4 separate regions of the Homo sapiens genome follow, and all the other regions are linked to region 4. A link is an interaction called in ENCODE POLR2A ChIA-PET data of the cell type or tissue named here. Cell type or tissue: A673. All regions are shown on one strand. Links, peaks and the distances in the headings refer to the core of each region. The heading gives the core; the rest is flanking DNA.

Region 1 (5,878 bases), core at 918-4,917, 160 kb after region 4:
TCAAGCAAAAAGCTGGGAATAGCCATTCAGGAGATGCAGACTTCAGAGAAATGGGGTCAGTGCTCTGAAGTTAAAAGTTAAGGTTTTGCTTATGATGGCGGCAGCAGCCCGTATGTAGCAGCTGCTGCAAAGATGCTGGCTGCAACGGGGGAGGAGCGGTCAGGGCTGGGAACAGGTGGGAGCCCTGCGCTCTACCAAGTTGGTGGGGTGGGAGCCCTGTGCTACTGGGCACAACTGCAGCCACCCAGCCACGGGCTGTGGTCCTGGCCATCCCCGTGCTCTTGGGGGCCTGGGAAATCTCTTTGCCCCCACAGGCTTGGAAGTGCCTGCTCCCACTCCCTGGTCTCTCCCCGATCCCGGCACCTGTTCCAGGGCAGAGCAAAGTTGTGGCTAAGCCCGGGTGGTGTCACAAGCTGGCCAGGTGTGTGTGTGCTCAAGGCAGTACTGACACACCAACCCCTGCCACCTTGACCCCCTCCAGACTTTGGGTGCCTATGAGCATGGGAGGAAAATGGAAGTGAGGCTGAGGGAAGCTCGGCTCAGGCCTGAAGGCATCTCTCAGCATGAACAGCCTGGGTGCCATGGACAGCATGTTGATGGTGACAGGAGGCAGACAGGCTCCTGAGTGGAAAAGGGTGGGTCCCAAGTGAAACCCCATCTTTAAGCCAGGGAAGGCCTGTAGCCTGGGGGCTGGGCTCTCAGTTCTGTGGACCACAGTGAGAACTTATGGTGTCTTTTCCAAGCCCACCCATGGCCGCCTATGGACCAATCAGCATGCTCTTCCTCCCTTCTGAGCCCATAAAAACTTCAGACTCAGCCAGATTCACACAGACATTGGGACTACTAGCTGCAGGAAGGAGCTACCCACTTTGGGTCTCCTCAACTCATTGGGACAACCTCCCTATGGAGAAGAGCTACCCACTCCTGGTCTCTTCTCTGCTGAGAGCTGGACACTCATTGGGATGATCTGCCTGTGAAAAGGGACTACCCGCTTCCGGTGTCCTGAGAGCTGTTCTGTCGCTCAGTGATGCTCCTCTTCACATGCTTCATTCTTCCCAGACGTGGGACAAGAACTCGGGACCTGCTGAATGGCAGGACTGGAAGAGCTATAACACAGAGCTGAAACATGATCCTCACTTGCCACATTGCAGGCAATGAGAAGAAGAGAAGAGAGAAGGTGAAAATAGCTGTGGCCTTTGGAGATCCCAGACCTAGGAGCTTCCTAAGCCATTGCTGTGACACTCTCTTTGGGGCTCTGCAGTTCCTGGTGTCTACAAGCTTCTGGGCACCACAGTGTTCCCTGGTTCCTGTGGTGGAAGCCACTTGTGGTATACCTAGTCCAGCCGCAGCCTCTCAGGGAGCCAACACCTGTGCCAGCACCTGGAGCTCCCTGCCCCACTGCAGCCAGCATGCTTGGCTATGCACAGTGGCCAGACCCTGTGCTTGCTTACACACCCCTTGCCACTCCGTGCCTGGCTCACCCTTGGCAGGTGTGGGATCCAGGCTGGTAGTATGAGCTGCGCAGCCTGCCAGGCTGAGTGAGCGGAACAAGCCCAGTGGCCCTGAGCAAAACTCTGGCACAGGTGCCACTGGCCACAGAGGTTTCCAGCTGGAAAAGTGACACACCCTAAGGACCCTGTGATACTTACATAGGAGGAAAACAGAAATTTAATAGGATTGCAACTTCTTTTTAATAGAAGTCTGGTTTATGAGTTACAGTAATTAGTTACAGTTTATTTTCTTTTCCACCTGGCTTTTCTTTCCTTTACAGATGTTTTTTAATTTCCTTTCTGATTTTAAAGAGTATGCTTAACATTCCATCTTATGACAGTGTGATAGCCACAAAGTCTTTGTGTGAGAAAGGTCAGAGGGAAGTTAATCCATAATGAAAATCAGCAGTGAAGAAGGAAGAGGTCTTCCCTGGGGTCCTTTCGTCATGTGCAACATTTTATAAAACAGTGTAGGTAAGGAAGGAGGCCAGTATATAATCAGAGAAACAAAGGTTACAGCTGCATAAGTTACAGCTGCCTGTCACGTGACTGAGGTCCCATAATCACATTCCTTTAAGGCGCAAAATAGAGTCCAACAGCTTAGATTTTGAATTACCTGTTTTCATAAGTCTAACCAAGTGAGAGAGGACTATGGTTTGAATTAAAGTAGTAGCAGTTAGAATAGAAAAGGATTATCAGAATATGAGAGATGTTAATTTAGAATTAATAAGGCTTGATCCTCTATTGGATATAGAGAAGAGATTGCAGTGGTATGGCAGAATTGAAGATGATGCCTAGATTTGAAGGGGAAAATATAAGGAATTCAGTTTTGAATGTTTTGAATTTAATAGGTTTTATGGAACCTCCAAGTAAAAATTTCTAGAAGTCAGTTGCATATGCATAGCTGCAGCTTTAGGAGAGAGATATGAACTGGAATTAAGAAATTTTGAGTTATTCAGCAGATACATATTTAACATTTCTTATGTGCCAAGCATGTACCAGGCACCAAGGATACTGTAAAACACATGAAACCTGCTTTATGACTAATAAAGGAGACAGAAATCAATCATGAAGATACATAATTACAAACTGAGACAAGTGTCATAAGGAAAAATTAGAGGTTGATGTGAGAAAATTTTAACAGGAGGACCACATCTCATTGAGACTGGGGGATCAGGGAATGTTATCATTGGAGCTAAAATTTGAAGAACAAGTAGGAGTAGGGCAAGTAGAATATCTTGGGCAGAAAGAACGTTAGCATTATACCAATAAAAGTAGTCAGATATTAACAAACTAAGTTAAAGAAAAATAAAGCAAAAGGCAGCAGCTAACTGTATTCTGTGAAGAGACATGTTTAAAACAAAGATAGGAGAAGGTTGAAAGGAAAAGCTCTATCATGCAAACACAACCAAAAGAGCTGGTACGGCTACAAAAATTAGACTTTTAAGCAAAAACCATATTATTAGAGATAGAGGAAACTTAATAATGGTAAATATACCTAATAACATAGTCTTGAAATATATAAATCATATGGAGAATTTAACAACTGTATAGTCTTAGTGGGCAGTCTTAACATGTCTCTCTGATAGACCAGTAGACAAAACTCAGTAAAGCTATAGAAGATGTAGGTACATTAGCAGATGTAACTAATGGACATACGTAGACCACTGCAACCACCAATAACAAAATGTATATTCTTTTTCAGTATCCCTGGAATGTTTACAAAAATTGACTATTTTGGACAATAAAGTGTAAATACATTTTAAAAGGATGAAGTGATACAAAGTGTATTTTCTGACCACAATGTCCTTATTCTAGAAATTAATACAAAAACAAAAAACTTTTCAAGGACATTACATTAAGATAACGGACCATTTTGGCTGGGCGCAGTGGCTCATGCCTGTAGTCCCAGCACTTTGGGAGGCTGAGGCGGGCAGATCACGAGGTCAGGAGATCGAGACCATCCTGGCTAACACAGTGAAGCCCCGTCTCTACTAAAAATACAAAAAAATTAGCTGGGCATGGTGGCAGGTGCCTGTAGTCCCAGCTACTCGGGAGGCTGAGGCAGAAGAATGGCATGAACCCGGGAGGCGGAGCTTGCAGTGAGTTGAGATTGCGCCACTGCACTCTAGCCTGGGCGACAGAGCGAGACTCCATCTCAAAAAAAAAAAAAAAAAAAAAAAAAGATAATGGACTGTTTTCTCTCATGGATGTAAATGCAAAAAACTAATTATATTAACAAACCAAAACTACACTTGATCTTAGCCAAAAGGCCAAAAAGTAATGACAAACCCAAACTAAATCCAGTAATTGGTAAAAAAAAAAAAAAAAAAAAAAAAAGATAATCTTCCTATTTTGAGGTCAGCTGATTAGAAATCTTAACTCCATTGACTACCTTAATTCTAAGCCCTTTGCCATATAATGTAACATATTCATAGATTCAGGAGAATAAGATCATGGGTAGCTTTAGGAGACCATTATTCTCCCTACCACATACATCTCATACAATTAGATTAATTCCAAGGGTGCAGGGTTGTTTACCAACAAAAAAACCCCACAGTCAATATAATTCACCACACTAACAGAGTAAGAGTAACATGATGATAAATGTAGGAAAAACATTTGATAGCATGATTTTTTTAAAATCTTGGGCAGGTAGTAATAGGAACTTTGTTAGTCCTAGCCAGAGCAATCCAACGAAAAAGAAAGGGCATCCAGATCAGTAAAGAGGAAGTCATACTGTCGCTGTTCACCAATGAAATGATCATATACCTAGAAAACCCTGAAGACTCATCCAAAAAGCTAGAACTGATAAATGAATTCAGTAAAGTTTCAGGATACAAAATTAATATACACAAATAAGTAGCACTGCTATACACCAATAGTGACCAAGCTGAGAATCAAATCCAGAACTCAAACCCTTTTATAATAGCTGCAACAAATAAAATAAAATACTTAGAAATATACCTAACCAAGGAGGTGGAAGACCTCTACAAGGAAAACTACAAAACACTGCTGAAAGAAATTATAGAAAACACAAACAAAATGGAAACACATCACATGCTCATGGGTGGGTAGAATCAGTATTGTGAAAATGACCATACTGCCAAAAGCAATCTACAAAATGCAATTTCCATCAAAATACCACTGTCATTCTTCACAGAACTAGAAAAAAAACTCCCAAAATTCATATGGAACCAAAAAAGGGCCTGCATAGCTAAAGCAAGACTAAGCAAAAAGAACAAATCTGGAGACATCACATTACCTGACTTCAAACTATACTATAAGGGCATACTAACCAAAACAACATGGTACTGGTATAAAAATAGGCACATAGGCCGGGTGCGGTGGCTCACACCTGTAATCCCTGCACTTTGGGAGGCCGAGGCAGGCAGATCACCTGAGGTCAGGAGTTTGAGACCAGCCTGAACAACATAGTGAAACCCTGTCTCTACTAAAAATAAAAAAAATTAGCCAGGCGTGGTGGTGGGCACCTGTAATCCTAGCTACTCAGGAGGCTGAGGCAGGAGAATCACTTGAACCCAGGAGGCAGAGGTTGCAGTGAGCTGAGATCGTGCCACCGCACTCCAGTCTGGGCAACAAGAGCGAAACTCCATCTCCAAAAAAGAAAAAAAAAAAGGGCACATAGAACAATGGAACAGAATAGAGAACCCAGAAATAAAGTCAGATACTTACAGCCAATTGATGTTCAACAAAACAAATGAAAACATAAAGTGGGGAAAGGACACTCTGTTCAACAAATATTGCTGCGATAATCGGCAAGCCACATGTAGAAGAATGAAACTGGATCCTCATCTCTCACCTTATAAAAAGATCAACCCAAGGCCAAGCATGGTGGCATACACCTGTAATCCCAGCACTTCGGGAGGCTGAGGTGGGTGGATCACCTGAAGTCAGGAGTTCGAGACCCAGCCTGACCAACATAGTGAAACCCCATCTCTACTAAAAATACAAAATTAGCTGGGCGTGGTGGAGGTTGCAGTGAGCTTAGATCATGCCACTGCTCTCCACCTTGGGCAACAGAGCGAGATTCTGTCTCAAAAAAATAAAAACAAGACAAAATTCTAGAAGATAACATCGGAAAAACCCTTCTAGACATTGGCTTAGGCAAACAGTTCCTGACCAAGAACCCAAAAACAAATGCAACAAAAACAAAGATAAATATATAAGACTTAATTAAACTAAAAAGCTTCTACACAGCAGCAAAGTAAACAGACAACCCACAGAATAGGAGAAAATCTTCACACTCTGTACATCTGACAATGGATTAATATTCAGAATCTACAATGAACTCAAATATCAGAAAAAAAAATCCCATCAGAAAGTAGTCTAAGGACATGAATAAACAATTTTCCAAAGAAGATATA
Region 2 (5,878 bases), core at 1,124-5,123, 250 kb after region 4:
TGACTCAAATGTTAATCTCCTTTGGCAACACCTTCACAGACACACCCAGGATCAATAATTTGCATCCTTTAATCCAATCAAGTTGACACTAAATATTAACCATCACACTCCAGTAGCTGCTCTACAGAAGCCGAAGAGCCTCCTGAGGTAGAGAGTGAGGGACCTGGGATTCCTGTACTCCACAAAAGGATACTTCTAGTCCAAGGGACTTGCTCTTGGCTCCTCTGGGCACAGGGTTAGACCTCAGAATTTCAGGGTAAGGATGGCATCTGGGCACTTTGGTAAAATTCAGAGGGGAGACCCTGGAAATCTGCATCTTAAAAAGCCCCAGGTGATTTTGGAAAAGGTGCCCTGGTGGCCTCATGTGGAGAATCCTGGGTGTACCAGCTGCAGCTACTCTTGTACCTTTCACTATCATCTGGACCTGGGCTCCAAGGCCTTGCTACCAGAAGAGACAGGGGATTTTTAAAGGCATAAACATGTATTTCTTTCTTCCAATATATTTTTTTTTACTATAAGTTTTAGGGTACATGTGCACAACATGCAGGTTAGTTATATATGTATACATGTGCCATGTTGGTGTGCTGCACCCATTAACTTGTCATTTAACATTAGGTATATCTCCTAATGCTATCCCTCCCCACTCCCCCCACCTCACAACAGGGCCCAGTGTGTGATGCTCCCCTTCCTGTGTCCATGTGTTCTCATTGTTCAATTCCCACCTATGGGTGAGAACATGTGGTGTTTGGTTTTTTGTCCTTGCAATAGTTTGCTGAGAATGATGGTTTCCAGCTTCATCCATGTCCCTACAAAGGACATGAGCTCATCATTTTTTATGGCTGCATAGTATTCCATGGTCTATATGTGCCACATTTTCTTAATTCAGTGTATCATTGTTGGACATTTGGGTTGGTTCCAAGTCTTTGCTATTGTGAATAGTGCCGCTATAAACATACGTGTACATGTGTCTTTATAGCAGCATGATTTATAATCCTTTGGGTATATGCCCAGTAATGGGATTGCTGGGTCAAATGGTATTTCTAGTTCAAGATCCCTGAGGAATTGCCACACCGACTTCCACAATGGTTAGACTAGTTTACACTCCCACCAACAGTGTAAAAGTGTTCCTATTTCTCCACATCCTCTCCAGCACCTGTTGTTTCCTGACTTTTTAATGATCAGTATTCTAACTGGTGTGAGATGGTATCTCACTGTGGTTTTGATTTGCATTTCTCTGATGGCCAGTGATGATGAGCATTTTTTCATGTGTCTTTTGGCTGCATAAATGTCTTCTTTTGAGAAGTGTCTGTTCATATCCTTTGTCCACTTTGTGATGGGGTTATTTGTTTTTATCTTGTAAATTTGTTTGAGTTCATTGTCGATTCTGGATATTAGCCCTTTGTCAGATGAGTAGATTGCAAAAATTTTCTCTCACTCTGTAGGTTGCCTGTTCGCTCTGATGGTAGTTTCTTTTGCTATGCAGAAGCTCTTTGGTTTCATTAGATCCCATTTGTCAATTTTGGCTTTTGTTGCCATTGCTTTTGGTGTTTTAGACATGAAGTCCTTGCCCATGCCTATGTCCTGAATGGTATTGCCTAGGTTTTCTTCTAGGGTTTTTATGGTTTTAGGTCTAACCTTTAAGTCTTTAATCCATCTTGAATTAATTTTTGTATAAGGTGTAAGGAAGGGATCCAGTTTCAGCTTTCTACATATGGCTAGCCAGTTTTCCCAGCACCATTTATTAAATAGGGAATCGTTTCCCCATTTCTTGTTTTTGTCAGGTTTGTCGAAGATCAGATGGTTGTAGATATGCGGCATTATTTCTGAGGGCTCTATTCTGTTCCATTGGTCTATATCTCTATTTTGGTACCAGTACCATGCTGTTTTGGTTACTGTAGCCTTGTAGTATAGTTTGAAGTCTGAATCTTCCAATAATTTTTAAGAGTAGTTACTAAATAATGTAGTGAACATTTAAAGAAATAAACAGAGGGCAGGGTGAGACATTTGTCATGTTCAGCCTTCCTTGGGGACCTTGTCGTGGCTCAGGAGGCACAATGGGAACCGGGAGAACCCTGTCAAAATCCCAGCCTCAGCCACCACCAGTGCATGCTCCCAGCTGTCCTCCTAATAGACACAAGCATGTTGTTGACTTGATTTTTTTGGTTGATGCCTCATTTCCCCAAATATAAAATAATTTGAAAAGAAAGGAAGAAAATGAAAGTCAAGGAAAAATGGCTGCCAAAGCAGACTCAAAATTAAAACCATTCATACCTTTCCTGAGGCTTGGGTGAGCCGGTGGAGAGATTTGTTCCGGAGATATGAGTCTTCCCCTCCTCTAATTGAGGTCAGGGGAAGTTTCTGTCCTCCCATATATCCCTGCAGTGGGACAGGATTCCCCATGACCACCAGAGACCCCCCAGCCCCACCTTACCAGAAACAATGACAAAGTTCGCTTGACATTGGATCTCTCCTTCCTTTTGAGGTCCGAACTACCAAATTGCAGAAATTAGTGTGCATTATTCATCTGCAAGTGAGAATGTTTCCTTTAACCGTGTTAAAGGAAATGAAAGGTTCTATTACTTATGAACCCAGCGCTTGTCAGTGCTAAATTGCCTTTCTTATATATAAAAGCTCTCTGGGATTGCAGAAGGCAGAATGCCATTGCTGTTGTTAGTTACATGGTTGACTTCTTTCTGATGGGTCTAAATTGTTACCTTAGTGACTTCCTGCCATGCTGCATCCAAGTTTTGTGGGGCCTGAAGCTTATATAATTTTGGAGGCTTTCTTAAAACAAAAATACACATTAAAATTCTAGGTATAAAAGCATTTATTTAGAATGAGAAAAGAAGTCACAATGAATCAGAAATTCCACAAATATCAAATTCAAACAACATACTATTTTTATTAATTAACTCTTTGAAACACCCTTATAACACTATATTAACACTTTATTCCCTTCATTCATTCCCCATCTTTTTTTTTTCTTCCATACTCTTCAATCGCCTCTTCACATGACAACTTTGTGATTCCTTTTTTTTTTTTACGGAGAGAAGAGAAAGATAATTCACTTTTCCTCAAACATGGTGGAAAACATTTCTTTATTCTATTTTACCAAAGTTTCTTCCTGCTGTTTATTGGCAGTGTTATGTACATTTTCAGATTTGTTGTCAAATGTTTGAAGCCTAGTGTCAGGTTTCTCATGTGAGCTGTGAGAACTGGATGAATATTCCACAGACTCGCTTCTGGCTCCATCCATTCCAAATTCTGCCTCTCCCTCACTGTTGCTGCACAGCCCCTGGCCTTGCACCTCTGGGGCAAGAAGGCGGTGAGACTTCCTGAAGCCATTCCTCACAACAGCTAGCAATTACTTAACACATAGAAGTAACTGTGGACCATATAAAATATCCCAAGAAATCCCAATTAAATGTTTCCTGTATTTAATTCCCCTTAACCAGATGCTCAGAACATCCTCTGTCACTCTACAAAAGGCGCTGTGTGATGGAGGGGACACCAGGAGGGAAAGAGTCTTCACTGGCTGAGGTTAAGATAGCTTAAATCTATACAGTTTACAAAGACACATGACATAGGAACACATTGCTGGGGCCCTTCCCAGATCCTTGAAGTGAGGTACTAAAGCTTCATTCGCTTCAGGGTTAATCCTTCTCTGCTTGCTACTGGGTCTGCAGAAGTGAAGTGGGGTCTTCCTGTCATACTCTGTGGTTAACATCTGTGCTGGAGACACATGTGGGCATGGACAGGCCTGTGCATGCCTGCCCCGCCCCTGCCCGGGCACCAGGAAAGCTCTCAGCTCAGCTTGGGCAGCAGGGCAGGGAAGGCCTTTCAATCCCCACCTACTTTGCTGAGATACAGGAAACTCAGGCCCTCGATTTCCTGGCATCAAAACAGCTCAGGCATGGTGGCTCGCACCTGTAATCCCAGCACTTTGGGAGGCCGAGTTGGGGGGATCAAGAGGTCAGGAGATCGAGACCATCCTGGCCAACATGGTGAAACCCCGTCTCTACTGAAAAAAAAAAAAAAAAAAAATTAGCTGTAATCCCAGCTACTCGGGAGGCTGAGGTAGGAGAATCACTTGAACCTGGGAGGTGGAGGTTGCAGTGAGCTAAGATCGTGCCACTGCACTCCAGCCTGGGTGACAGAGCCAGGCTCTGTCTCAAAACAACAAAACAAAACAAAAACAACAACAAAAAAACGGAAGTGGCTGTTTCCTCAGTCTGGTGATTTCTGCCCCAGGGAGAAGCAAGGCACACTTGGTTTCTCTTATGGCCCAAAGGAAGTGTGTGGGGGAGAAGGGGAGCTGGGGCGGGGGTGCTGGCCTAATGTCCTGTGTGGACTAGGGTTACAGCAGCCCGGTTTGAAGCCTCTGGTCGTGGGAATGGCTTCTTGGGAGAGCTCCACGTGTCAGGAAATTAGTTATCAGATGTAGAGGTAATAATAGGACATGCCTGGCAATGTTTGAGGGCACTGAGAAGGCAATGAGACAGAAGGTGGTTTTTTTTTTTTTTTTTTTTTTTTTGCTTGTCTCTGCCAAGCCAAAAATGTAGGCCATCATGAACAGTCTGGTTTATAGAGAAACTAGGGGTCAGGGGGTGAAAAGGAGACATTCTGTTTGGGGGCTTAGTTTTCATTTTTGCATTTTTTGTGGGGCTACAGATTTGCCATTGGAGGTGCAGGTTCAGGCCAGTTGGTCTGTAAAAGTCCCTTCCTGGATAACTTTCTATAATTATTGTCTTTGGCTTAAAGCACAGGCTGTTACCAGATGGAAGGTCTTGACTGTGAGTTGTGCAGGTTCTTGGTGTGTTGAACCCAACACACAAACAAAGCAACAAAAGAATGAAACAACAAAAGACAAAGCAACAAAAGAACTAAGCAACGAAAACACAGATTTATTGAAGTGAAAGTACGTTCCACAGAGTGGGAGCAGGCTCGAGCAAGCAGCTCAAGAGCCCCCTGATTTAGGGTTTTTATTAGGCTAAAAGAATTTGGTAACACCCCTAGGTGCCCTTTGGAGGCCTCCAATTGGTTATTCCCTATGAAGGATTGGCCTGAGACCAATCAGAGGCTGAAGCGGAGACCTCTGTCTTGTTATCAGAGGAGCCACGATGTGGGCTGTATGCTACCTAATCCTGCCTAGAACTATCTGTACCTGTTGTTCTTTTGCTTAAGCCTTAACCCTTGGTTACCTTCAATTCCTATTCCCGTGCCTCAAGGCCCCACGATACGGCAGCTGCCCTTGGAAGGGGTCACACACTACGCTGTGATGACCACACCACAGTGAGAATTTGTTCACTAGCTAATTCCACAGACTTGGTGTCTGGGAATATCAAGAAGGGGACCAGCCTTGTACAGGGTTAGGGGGAGAATGTGGGAGGGTCCAGGGCTCTGTCCTCTCACTCCCTCCTGTTTTTCCTTCAGGGTGAGGGGCCCTAAGCAGTCTGTGAGTAGCAAGAAGGTCCTGGTGTCAGAAGTGAGGGGGAACAAAAATCGGGGGAGATGGAGGTGACAGAGTGTCAGAGGGACATTTCAGTTGCTTCATGGACCAGTACCACTTTGTGAGAAACAAATCACTATATATTCTATGTAAAAATTATTACCCTAAACAGGATAAACTTTTGACTCCCCTTTTGTTCATTTGGATTAAGTGGTATAATACTTAATTTTGGCATTTGACTCAAGATTATGTAACCTAGCTACTTCAGGATGGCCTTAGAATATTTTTCTGGTAATTTGTTCCATTTTCTGACTCCTCCTTGCAAACAAAATGATAGTGACCCTTTATCCTGATTTTTTTCTTCTTTTTGGTTTATGCCTATTCTAATTAAATGTGTATACATAAAGTTAAAAAAAAAACCTGGAATCT
Region 3 (5,878 bases), core at 824-4,823, 95 kb after region 4:
AAAATTAAAATAAATATTTGTATTATATTCCAGCAGTGATAGCCCAGGGTTATGAGATTGAGGTAAAACTGAATTCATGTGTCACCTCCTGTATGTCTGTTAGATAACACCACTACAAGGTATAAGAAAGGTTTGCTTCCTTGCACTTTGCAAATGAGGGAAGGTAACGGAAAGGTCTCACAGCCTTACATTTCATGTGGAAAGATTAAAAAACAAGAACAACAACAACAAAAGTTGATAGGAATCTGGTATAGGAATTACTATCAGAAGTCAGATAAGAACTTTCTATAAGAAAATTATAGGACAAACTAATAGAAGTCATATACTTGCTCAGTACCTGGGGGCAAAGAAAAAACAGACAGTGTTAAAACTAAGGTTTAAAGAGACAGTTGTTAAAGCTTAGACAAGACTGATCTTATTTACTAAGTTCACTTATTAAGTTTACTTGAACTTAATAAACTGTCTCTTTAAACCTCAGTTTAAACCTAAATCTTACTAAGTTCACTTGAACTTAATAAATAAGATCGACCTTATCTAAGATCTATCATAAAGGAGACAAACCAAAATTTTCTTAGTTTTGTAACTGGCCATTCCGTTTATTTTAGGCTGCCTAATATACTATAGCCCCAAATTCATTTTTTGTCTTTAACTCAATAGTTCAACCTGTGTCCTAGCTCTCCACTTCCTAGTGGGAGAGGCAAAAATCTCCCACTTTATTTTATTTTAGGCTGCCTAATATACTATAGGCTGCCTTTATTTTAGGCTGCCTAATATACTATAGCCCCAAATTCATTTTTTGTCTTTAACTCAATAGTTCAACCTGTGTCCTACCTCACCACTTCCTAGTGGGAGAGGCAAAAATCACCAGATACTTAAAACAAACAAACAAACAAACAAAAAAACACAACCCATTTCTGAAACCAGGTCTAAAGCCAGCTGAAGAGTTTTAAATCCTTATTCTTGTTATAAGGTAATTTAAGAAGAAAAGTAGGTATCGGTATAAACTTACTTGGACTTTTGTTTTGTTTTAAAGGAAACAAGAGAACTAAATTATTGCTTAAGGTCCTTCTAAAGTCGAAGACAATAAGTCTTTAAAAGTCTCTTATTATAGGTTAGAATATAACAAAATCATGATGTAACAGTTTATTTTTATGTGCTGCACATTACTTTAGATTTACATGGGACCCCTTATACAAGCAATGGGTATAACATATTTGTAACCATTTTATTGGACTGGAAGTGTCATAGAACTGTTTTGGGTGATTTAAGTGGTATATAGCCTTGGCTGTGATATTTGGTACATTCTAAGTCTATTACAATCTTACCATGGTGAAGTATGATCTAATACATGATAATCCTCTATACAAGCAGTTTCCACGCACATTAAATTTTTAAAATCCCACCACTGGTAGGATGTAATTATTTTACATAATGAATTTTTCGCTATTCTCTTTCCTGATACCCTTCAGTGATCAAGAGAAAGCATTTCCAAGATAAGATTTGAGAAACAGAGTAAAGTTAAATAGCCTATAATAAGATAAAAAAGTAACCTCTTAACACTATCTTTTCATTTGCCAACTTTAACAGCAACCTACATGTAATGGATATAAAATAACAAATGTCCATTACCTAGTACGACAACAAAGAGCATTCTGGTTAAGATCACAGAATATTTCCAGTACTCAGAAATCACAGTGGATTTACAATGACAGCTAAAAATATGAGTTCACCTTCCCATTTATATAAATATTTAAGGATATGTATAGGAAGGCATACTATCCTTTCTGAAGGAATCCAGTGAATTTTAAAAGCCAGAAGATAAAACAGACTAACACACACAGATCACACTTCTAATAAAGCCAAAATTGAAACTGCTTAAGTCTTATCACCTTACCATATGTTGCAAAAGTTCTCCTTTGCTGCTCAAACATGAAATCATTGATATGAGCTGGTTCGGCATATCCAGAAAGCATATTTCTAGGGGCAGCCATTTGCTGTGTCCTAAAGGGATTTTCTGGTCCAAACTGCAATGTTACAAGAAAAAAAATAAAATAAAATAAGAAAGACACAAAAGTTCTGAGTATATGGAAGTTAGAATTACTGGAATAACTGTACAAAAAAAGGGCCTATTAACCTATCTGGGAACACATTAGCCTGATACGGTTCAGTGCAGCTGGGCAATGGCTGATTAGCACCATTTGTCAGCCCCTGGGACAGAAGGAGAGGAACCCCTCTCACTCAAATCTATATGTAGCTATTTATTTCAAGAGCTCAGTAGCCCCATGTGGTTGTCAGCTACTACATTCACATTATTGCAGAAGTTCTACTTCACAGTGATGCTCTAGATAATTGAGAGTTACTATAGTTTCCCCAAACCATGATTTCGGGGATTTGGGGTGACTTTTATATCAACAGTGGTACTGTCATATAATTTTTTTTAAAAACTACATGTTTCTTTTCCACTAGTTCCTCAAAGTGGGAGACTCAGAATACTCAATATTTACCACAGTGCCTGGCATATAGAAAGTACTAATGAAGGAAAGATTAATCAGAATTCCATTGGGGGTGGAGGATAGAAAAACAGACAACAAAAATAAAGTGCTTGAAAAAGTCCCTAGGAAAAGATATTGCAAATGTCAATAAAATATCTCCACTCTGAGAAGTCACACTATGAAGAGTCACATTACTTTTCTTATACCGAATAGTGCCAAATTATTATTTGCTTATAATACTTTTGAGTTTCCAGAATGTTTTTCCAAATGCTATTTAATCCTGACAAGTTAAACAAGTATTCTCCTTCTCATGCTGCAAATGAAGAAAAAACCCCCAAAGGCAATGTATTTTACCTGCCCTAGGATCAAAAGTTTTATTAATTGGCAGAACCAGGGCTAGAACAAACAGCAGTCAAGCATTCTATTACATCATAAAGTTCCTTAAATGCACCATCAGAGCCTCTAACTTTTAAAAATTGAGTAAAAAATTACCAGAATATATTATGTCAAGTGCTATTAATTTAATACTATTATAAAAGGTACTGGGAAAATCCAACTCTTTTTTTGTTTGTTTTTAAATAAAGAATCAAATGAGCTTCCCACTTTGGAAAGGGCGAAAATAATAGGATATTTTCATCTGAACTCTGTAAGACCCACCGTCATGATGAATTATTTTGACATTAGAACATTGTAGGTCATTACCATTAGAAACCATCTCTTCTACGATACATTTCCAGAGCCACAAATAAAATTACTCATCTTCTCTTAACCAGTACATTGCATTCTCTAGATATCAACATTATACTATGTATGAAAATCTGAATTTAAATGTTAGCTGTGCCTTACATTTTTTTCTGCTTTAGAAGAAAATAAATTGCTACAACATTCCTATATATTGACAGCTTCCATTTATATGTTTAAAATGATTCAATTTTAAAATATCTGATTTATATACAAAGCTTTTATTAGTACATATTCTTAATTATAATGGATAGTGCAAGACTTTGCAGCCCATATTAGTCCTTCCTGTGCCTCCTGATGGGTGAAAAATGTCGGGGAAAAAAATCTAGATTGCTGAATGCTAGAAGTAGCAGTCAACTTCATTCAGTCATGAAATTTATTACAAAAACAGGAACAGCCATAAAATTACAGATAACAAAATGATTTAAAAGTTTCCTAGATTCTCTACCCGCTACGGTCAGCTATCATCCACAGAAGCTATCATCCACAGAGCAGCATCTGCTATTTCTGGTCAGAGGTGGGGTGGAGGGGGCATGGTGGGGAATCTAAAGTGATAAAAATCCCCATTGTTCTTAACTGTTACTCACATCACAAATAACAGATGACCAATCATTGTGCTTTAAGTAACTTTCCATTTAAAAAAAGGAGACTACAATTTCCATATTCTTATTTAATTCAGATTTTACTAAAAAAGAAAGAACAATTTTTCTACAGGCCATACATACCAAACTAGCTCCACTTTTTTTTTTTTTTTTGAGACAGGGTCTCCCTCTGTCACCCAGGCTGGAGTGCAGTGGCGCAATCTCAGCTCGCTGCAAGCTCTGCCTCCCGGGTTCACACCATTCTCCTGCCTCAGCCTCCCGAGTAGCTGGGACTACAGGTGCCCACCACCACACCCGGCTAATTTTTTGTATTTTTTGTAGAGACGGGGTTTCACTGTGTTATCCAGGATGGTCTCGATCTCCTGACCTCGTATCCGCCCGCCTCTGCCTCCCAAAGTGCTGGGATGTCTATAGGCATGAGCCACCGCGCCCCGCCACTAGCTCCACTTTTTAAAGAAAAATTATCAGTGTAAAAGAACTGTGATTTCTATACAAAGACAGATCCATATATTAAGGCTATGTATAATATAAGGTACTATACCGAAAGCAATCTAAAACTTCACATATGCCTACTACACATAAAGCAATCTAAAAATTTACATATGCCTATGTCTCACACAGATTTAAGCTGAGGCAACAAAAAAATCTTCCAGTGATACAAGGAATCAGTGGGAGGAGGATTCATCTACTGGTAGCTATTGGAGCTGACCTTAAAGACATTGAATATTAACAGAGGAAGGCAGCGAACGCTACTTAGCAGGACTCAGCTCTTCCCAATTACTCAAGATAGGTTTCTCAGCTGTTCTTGGTCCCTGTGAATATGCAACTCGCTTAGTTCTGGAACAACCATTAAAAAAATACAACAGAACACATGGAAAACACACAAATTTGATTTCCAAACACTTCAAGTTTTGGTAGTTAACTGAGTTTAAGAGTAAATTTGTGTTCACGTGATTTATAACAAGATATAAGTAAATACATAACATAAATGTGAATGTATAATATATTCAAGTTCATATGCGTATTTAACAATTTTTAGCTCAAACAATAATGAAGAACAATATAGTAAATTATAATTGCAATCTCCTTACATAAAACATACACATTTAAGTGAGAAAATGTTTGCAAACCATACATCTGGTAAGGGGTTAATATCCAAAATACACAAGGAACTCAACTCAACAGTAAGAAAATAAATAACTCAATTAAAAATTGGCAAAGGACTTGAATTTCTCAGCATTCCTCAAAAGACATATAAATAGCCAACAGGGGCCAGGTGCAGTGGCTCATGCCTGTAATCCCAGCACTTTGGGAGGTCAAGGCAGGTGGATCACTTGAGGTCAGGGGTTCAAGACCAGCCTAGCCAACATTGTGAAACCCTATCTCTATGAAAAATACAAAAAATTAGCTAGGCATGGTGGTGTGTGCCTGTAGACACCTACTCAGGAGTCTGAGGTGGGACAATCGCTTGAACTCAGGAGACGGAGGTTGTAGTGAGCTGAGATCACACCACTGCACTTCAGCCTGGGTGACAGAGCGAGACTCCTCTCAAAAAAAAAAAAAAAAAGTCAACAGGTATTTGAGAAAGTACTCAACATTACTAATCACCAGAGAAATGCAAATTAAAATCACAATATCATCTCAAACCTGTCAGAGTAGCTATTATAAAAACGATAAAGGGTAACAAGTGTTGGCAAGGATGTTCTGGAGAAAAGAGAATACTTGTATACTGTTGGTGGGAATGGAAATTAGTGCAGCCACTATGGAAAATGGTATGGAGGCTCCTCAAAAAATTAAAAATAGAACTACCATATGACCCCAGCAATTTTACAAGTGGGTATATGTCCAAAGGAAATGACATCAGCATGTCAAAGAGATATCTGTATTCCCACGAATCAACCTAAATGGCTGTCAATGTTTGAATGCATAAAGAAAATGTGGTATGTCTGCACAACGGCCTACTATTCTGCCTTGAAAAAGAAGGAAATCTTGTCATTTCTGACAGCATAGATTAACCTGGAGGGCATTATGTTAAGTGGAATA
Region 4 (5,878 bases), core at 1,067-5,066:
AATACAAAAAAAAAAATCGGGGTTATGTTTACTAAGATATTGCTTGTGTATCATGTTTCTCACTGTTGTGACATGTTTCTCACTATTTTGAACGTCTAGGCTCTACACAGAAAATATATATAGCTTTGATTAAGATTTACTTTATAAAATTGAATGGACATGTACATTACAAATTATATAATTATACCAAAGGATGTCAAATCTCTGCAAACATTTTATTATGAATGGACAGCAAAAAAGAAACAATCTTTGAACTGTGTTCTTTGAAAGCAATTTTTAGTGTAGTATACCCGAGCTAACTGTATTCTGTAGGCAGATACTAGAGAATTTCTCCTGAGTGCAGTTGGCTTGTGTTTGATCTTCAGCCTTTCTTGGGTTTGGCTATTTTGGCCTGTGTTCCCAGCCAGAGATGCCATGTGATTTAGAACAGGTCAGAATGGGTGTTTCTGTTTGAGAAACAGTGTGCCTGAGACTCAATTTTAAACTTGAGTTGGCTTCTTGATTTTCAGTAAGAAGCTTTTCCCTGCATTGCCGTTCCTCCTCCTCCTCCCCTCTTCCTCCCTTTTCTCTGCCTCCTTTCTTCATCTTCCTCTTCCTTGTCCCTCCTCCCCCTCTTCTTCTTCCTCCTCCTCCTCTTCATCCTTTAAACAACCTTTAGATAGCCCATGCTTCTTCAAGAACAACTTCAAAGAATTTGCTGTTCTTTTAACACGCAATTAACTATTAATTTGTATTTTGCTTTGCCACCAAGGGTAACTGGTGGCATTTAATAGTCAGGAGCCTTAGTGAGACACATATAGGATTTTTGGGTAAAATCTCAGAAGAGAACTCCTTTTTACATGCTGTTAATGTTTTTCATATGTGTGGGAAGAAGCAGAAGCATTTTTCAGAACTTTATTTAGGGTTTTGTTTTTTTCTTTTTTGCCACTCGTTACCTTTGTAGATCTGTTTTTTACAGCTGAGAATTACAGGCCTAATTCTCTAATATGTCAACTTTAGATTATTCAAAGAGTTAACTACTTATTCTTTGTGTTCAGTTAGGAGTCTTGCTGTTCCTGCTTTATGCTCTTTACATCCTAGCCCTCTCCAGCACCACTCTTCAAAGAAAAGACTGAGTAGGAGAAAAAGAGAAACTCAATGCCATTTTGCTTATTTTTTTCCCCAATAATACTGTAGCAAAAGATTTGGTAAAGGTGAGGATAAAATAAGACTTTGAAAAAGTGATCTGCGGATATAATTTATCTAATTTTAGATAACAAGGTATGTACCTGAATTGTGTTTGTTTAGCTCCATGGGAGCTGCAGTGGGCCAACTTTTATGCTAAGGATAAAGCATGAGACCTTTTGCAATGCTGCTCCTGAGATAGCAGAAATATTTACAATGATGCCTAGAAAGGAGAAATGCTTATGTTTCTAAGGTTACTTATTTTTTAAAAAAATATTTACAATGAAAGTGATCTGGCACAGAATTGCCAGGAATGCATTTGCTCCTTTTTTGTTTTAATTCCTTGTTGAAGAATTTAAAAGATATTGATATTCTTCCATAGAGATTTTTTTTTGGTGAATGCTTTAAAACAAAAACAACAAAACTAAACCCGTCAGCGAGTGATTGCTTTCCTTAGGAAAATGCTTCTAGGAGCTATGCGGGGCTAGATAAATGGAAACCTTGTTTGTGTCGTGTAGCAAGCACGATCTGTTTTCATTTTTCTGTATGTACAGACAGTGGTAAATAGGATGTGGCTGCGGCAGGGGAAGCAAATAGTAAAAAACACGCTAACAAATGTCAGCGTTTCTGCCTTCACACCTTCACTCATTTATTCTGAAAGTGAGTGTAGAAACCAAAGCGTTTTTAGCTGTTTTATTTCAGAACTTTAAAATATCTCATATAGTTTTGTAGTAATTTCCCTATTCCGCTGTTAGTTTTCCTATTCTGTATATCCATACGTAGATTCCAGCCACTCAAGAAAAAATATGGGCAAAAATGAAAGCAGTATTCTGAGATAGTGACAGAAAGATGCAAATGGCTTTTGTACTGCTTTTAAAACTCTTTGGTAATTTTAACCTCAAACTATAAATCAAAAGCCTGTTCTAAAGCATCAGGCTAGAGCAGCTGCATCAGCAAAACCATGTGGATTAGAAGCCCAGTCTGTCAGGGAGTAATATCACTTGGATCCAGCATTATGTGAAATGATTAACTGTCTACTCTTTGCAGAAGTGGTTATTGTTAACTAAGCATACAGTTTTTTCAGAATGCAACTAGAAATATTGAATCTGAAGTTTCTGCTCATATTAATCATAATGTATAGTTTTTTTCTAAAGTCTTTCTTACTTTAGACTTTGTTACATTCAGAGTATCCTCAATGATCCGAGCTAGTTAATGAGGAATTATAGCTATTATTTTTGGTCTTAACCATGCTGCTGATAACTCTGAATAACAGAGCTGCCTGAGGGTTTCTCTATGTAAGCTCATTAATCTAGGTTTGAAGCATGGTCCTCTTATTGGCTTTTGGCGTTGGGCGAGTCATTTAACCTCTCTGGCACTCAATTTGATTGTCAGTTAAATGAGGACAATGATACTTTCTAAATTGTGGGTTTTTTTTGAGAAGTAGGTCTGAGAACATAGTGTGAAAGTCTCCAGCAGAATGCCTGGTGTGAATTAGTCACTCAATTGTTTTCAGTAAACTCAAAGGGTTTTTATTAACAATTTTAGTACATTTTATAGAGAACCTTCCTTCCTTCCTTCCTTCCTTCCTTCCTTCCTTCCTTCCTTCCTTTCTTTCTTTCTTTTCTTTCCCGGGGAAAATATATCAGACATTTCTCTGGAAGTTGCTAACCACCTAGTTCCACTCAAGAGTTTTTAATGAGAGCTTTGTGTGAAACTGAAAGGCAATTGGTCCTTCAGACTTGGTTGTAGAGAACTATTGTTTGCTGCCTCCAGGCGCTGAACAGCCTTGTGGGTGATTGTATAGAAAGTAAATACTGTGCTGTATAGAAATTAAATAAACTGCTGAGAATTAATTGAGATTCATGCCACACAGAACAGATGTAGACCTTGGGGCTGGGGCCCTCTGGTCAGACGCCCTGGGGGAGCTGGCCTCCCTGCCTGTCAGCTCAGGGAACTGTGTCTTCCTTCACCTGCCCTTGTCACCACCCAGGCCAAGGCTCAGTGTCCACTTGAACCCTCACAGGACTACCAGTTTCTGCCTCCCTTGGCTGGGAGCTCGCCATTGATTCCAGAACATCAGTTTTGTTGTGTGGTCACTATGATTACATTTGAGAGAATATGGGCTTTGAAATTAAATTACACAGCTGGGGCAACATAGCACATCCCATCTCTACAAAAGATTTAAAAAATTAGCTGGGCATAAGATTTAAAAAATTAGCTGGGCATGGTGACATGTGCCTGTAGTCCCAGCTACTGGGGAGGCTGACATAGGAGGATTGACTGAGTCCAGGAGGTGGAGGCTGCAGTGAGCCATGATTGCTCCACTGTACTCCAGCTTGGGTGACAGAGCCAGACCCCTCTCTCAAAAAAAAAAAAAAAAAAAAAAAAAAGAAAGAAAGAAAAAAAGAAAAGCAATTAAAGACTCACTTTTTGTTTTTCTCTTTACTTATCAAATTGGTAAATATAAACAAGAGATTGATACTGCCCTGTATTGTAATGCTTGTTGGGAATAATACACTTTGCTGCTGGAAATGGAAAATAATATACTCTTTCAGGAAGAAAATTTGACCATGTGTATATGGTGTGTCAGTTTTTATTCCTAGAAATATTTTTTGCCTTAAATTTTGTTTTATCTGATGTTAGTTCTGCCATGCTAGCTCTCCTTTGATAAGTATTTATGTGAAATAACATTCTAGATTCTTTTATTTCCATTATTTTGATATAGTTTTAGTTTATGTATAGCTTATAAGAGCAGTGCATTCAATATATGCCTGGATTGTATTTTTAAACCCAACCTGATAATGTCTTTAAATAGGTGTGTTTAATGCTTTTATATTTATATTTATTGGGATTACTGGCATATTGGGACTAACTTCTACTCTCTTAAATTTGGCCTTTGGTTTTCTGCAGTATTCCCCCCTCTTTTTGCTAAAGCTTATATTTCTATTCTTCATGGTTACCTTTAGATTTAAAAAGTATATAATTAACTATAAAATTTTAATATATAAAATTATCCAGTATTTCTATATTCCTTCTAAACATGATAAGGATCATAAAAAGTTAACTACCCATTCAACCTGGGTGCCCACATTATTATTATCTGGAGTTTTACATATTTTTATTTTCAAAAAATTTCAAATGCCAATGTTGCTGGAATATAATGAACCGTCACATATTTTTCACTGGAATTCACCATTTGTTAATATTTTGCCACATTTGCTTTCTCTCTCTCACTCTCTCTCACCATACACTTATCTCTGCAACATAAAAAAAATAAAAAATGCAATAGAAAGCAATGGATGAGTACTTCCATAATAAATCTATCTGTGTATGTGAGTTTAATCCATTTGTATGTATTGTTTTTGCTGATATAGTTGAATTAATTGCTTCTTATTTTAGTGTATCTCAGTCCAAGAGCTGACATCATAATTAATGTGGAAACAGTGGAAATATCCTTATTAAAGTCGGGGAAAAATAAGGATTTATATCATCACCATTAAAAAAAAAAGATTAGAGCTCTTTAAAAAAAAACTGCACATTTTGAGATAGATTCACATGCACTTGTAAGAAATGATACAGAGATTCCAGATACAGAACATTTCTGGCACTTTAAGGATCATGTTTCCCTTTTATAAAAACACCTACCTTCTTCCCCTTACCTCCTTCCCTAACCCCTGGTAACCACTAATCTGTTTTCTATTTCTATAATTTTGTCATTTTTAAGAATGTTTATAAACAGAATCATACAGTGTGTAATCACCATTGTTATTTAATATAGTTCTTAAGATAACAGCTAATACAATAAGAAAAAAATTTAGGAGTATAAATTAAGAAAGAGGTAAAAATTTTATTATTTGCAGATATTATTATTATTGAAGGACATATTAATTGAAGACAATATGATGGTATACTAGAAAACTCAAGATAATCTAATGAAAAACTATCAAACAATAAGTAAATTTAATGAGTTGTCTGAGTACAGTATACAAAAAAATTTTAACTACACTTTTGTGAATAAAAACCAGTTAGAATATAAAAAGGAAGCAAAGTTTATTTACAAAAGCAACAAAAATAAAGCTAAAGATAAACTTAATGAGACATGTGCAAGGTCTACAAGAAGAAAACTTAGCCACTCAAAGACTTAAAGGAAAACTTGAACGAATTCAAAGGCATAGTACATGCTTCGATGTAAATGCTCACCATCATAATGATTAACCCTTTCTTATGTTAATCTACTGATTTAACATGTTCCAAATAAAATTGCCAATAGGATTTTTTTTTCAGAACTAAAGAAGCTGATTCTAGAGTTCATACTGAATTAACAAGCAGAAATAACCAATCAAATTCTGATAAAGGAGTAATAAAGGTGGTTTACTAACCCAATGGGATAATAAATCTTCTTATACAACTATAATAATAAAAATGGTACTATTGCATGAACAGATAAACAGATTAATGGACAGATTTTAAAACTCCAGAAATAAATCCACATACCTCCAGAGTTGATATATGATAAAGGCACTATCTCAAATCATAGAGAAAAGATGGATGTGTCAGTAAAATTATGGATATTTATTTTAAAAATGTTTTTTCAGCTTTATTTGATGCCTTTTACCAAAAAATTTAAACCAATAAAGTTTTTTTAAAGACCATAAAAATATTAGAAAGAAAACTATGGGGATTTAAAAAAAAATTCTGGAGTTAGGAAGTCACA

Evidence for each region. ChIA-PET counts read pairs that join two places held together with the same protein. Peaks named below come from ENCODE experiments on the same cell type or tissue, not always from the same donor. Only the 100,000 strongest peaks of a DNase experiment are listed, where the experiment ranks them.
Region 1: POLR2A ChIA-PET joins it to region 4 with 8 read pairs; 4 of 35 experiments call an interaction of 5 or more read pairs at or near these places.
Region 2: POLR2A ChIA-PET joins it to region 4 with 5 read pairs; 2 of 35 experiments call an interaction of 5 or more read pairs at or near these places.
Region 3: POLR2A ChIA-PET joins it to region 4 with 5 read pairs; 3 of 35 experiments call an interaction of 5 or more read pairs at or near these places.

Annotation. Positions count from the first base shown.
Region 1 is chr6:110,133,674-110,139,551 of GRCh38, reverse strand. The region is part of intron 3 of WASF1 (WASP family member 1); the gene reads left to right. Among named protein-coding and RNA genes, the nearest start is that of WASF1, 43 kb to the left of the region's middle. In A673, for the core only: no CTCF peak of the experiment used is centred there; no DNase peak of the experiment used is centred there.
Region 2 is chr6:110,042,183-110,048,060 of GRCh38, reverse strand. No RefSeq gene overlaps it. Among named protein-coding and RNA genes, the nearest start is that of GPR6, 67 kb to the right of the region's middle. RefSeq lists an enhancer at 4,256-4,355. In A673, for the core only: no CTCF peak of the experiment used is centred there; no DNase peak of the experiment used is centred there.
Region 3 is chr6:110,197,704-110,203,581 of GRCh38, reverse strand. CDC40 (cell division cycle 40) reads right to left here. Exons shown (of 15, transcript NM_015891.3): 3 at 1,895-2,024. Among named protein-coding and RNA genes, the nearest start is that of CDC40, 20 kb to the right of the region's middle. In A673, for the core only: no CTCF peak of the experiment used is centred there; no DNase peak of the experiment used is centred there.
Region 4 is chr6:110,292,690-110,298,567 of GRCh38, reverse strand. All of the region lies in intron 4 of METTL24 (methyltransferase like 24), which reads left to right. Among named protein-coding and RNA genes, the nearest start is that of METTL24, 63 kb to the left of the region's middle. In A673, for the core only: no CTCF peak of the experiment used is centred there; DNase peaks (open chromatin) are centred at 2,117, 2,717 and 2,867; H3K4me3 peaks cover 1,522 bases; H3K27ac peaks cover 4,000 bases.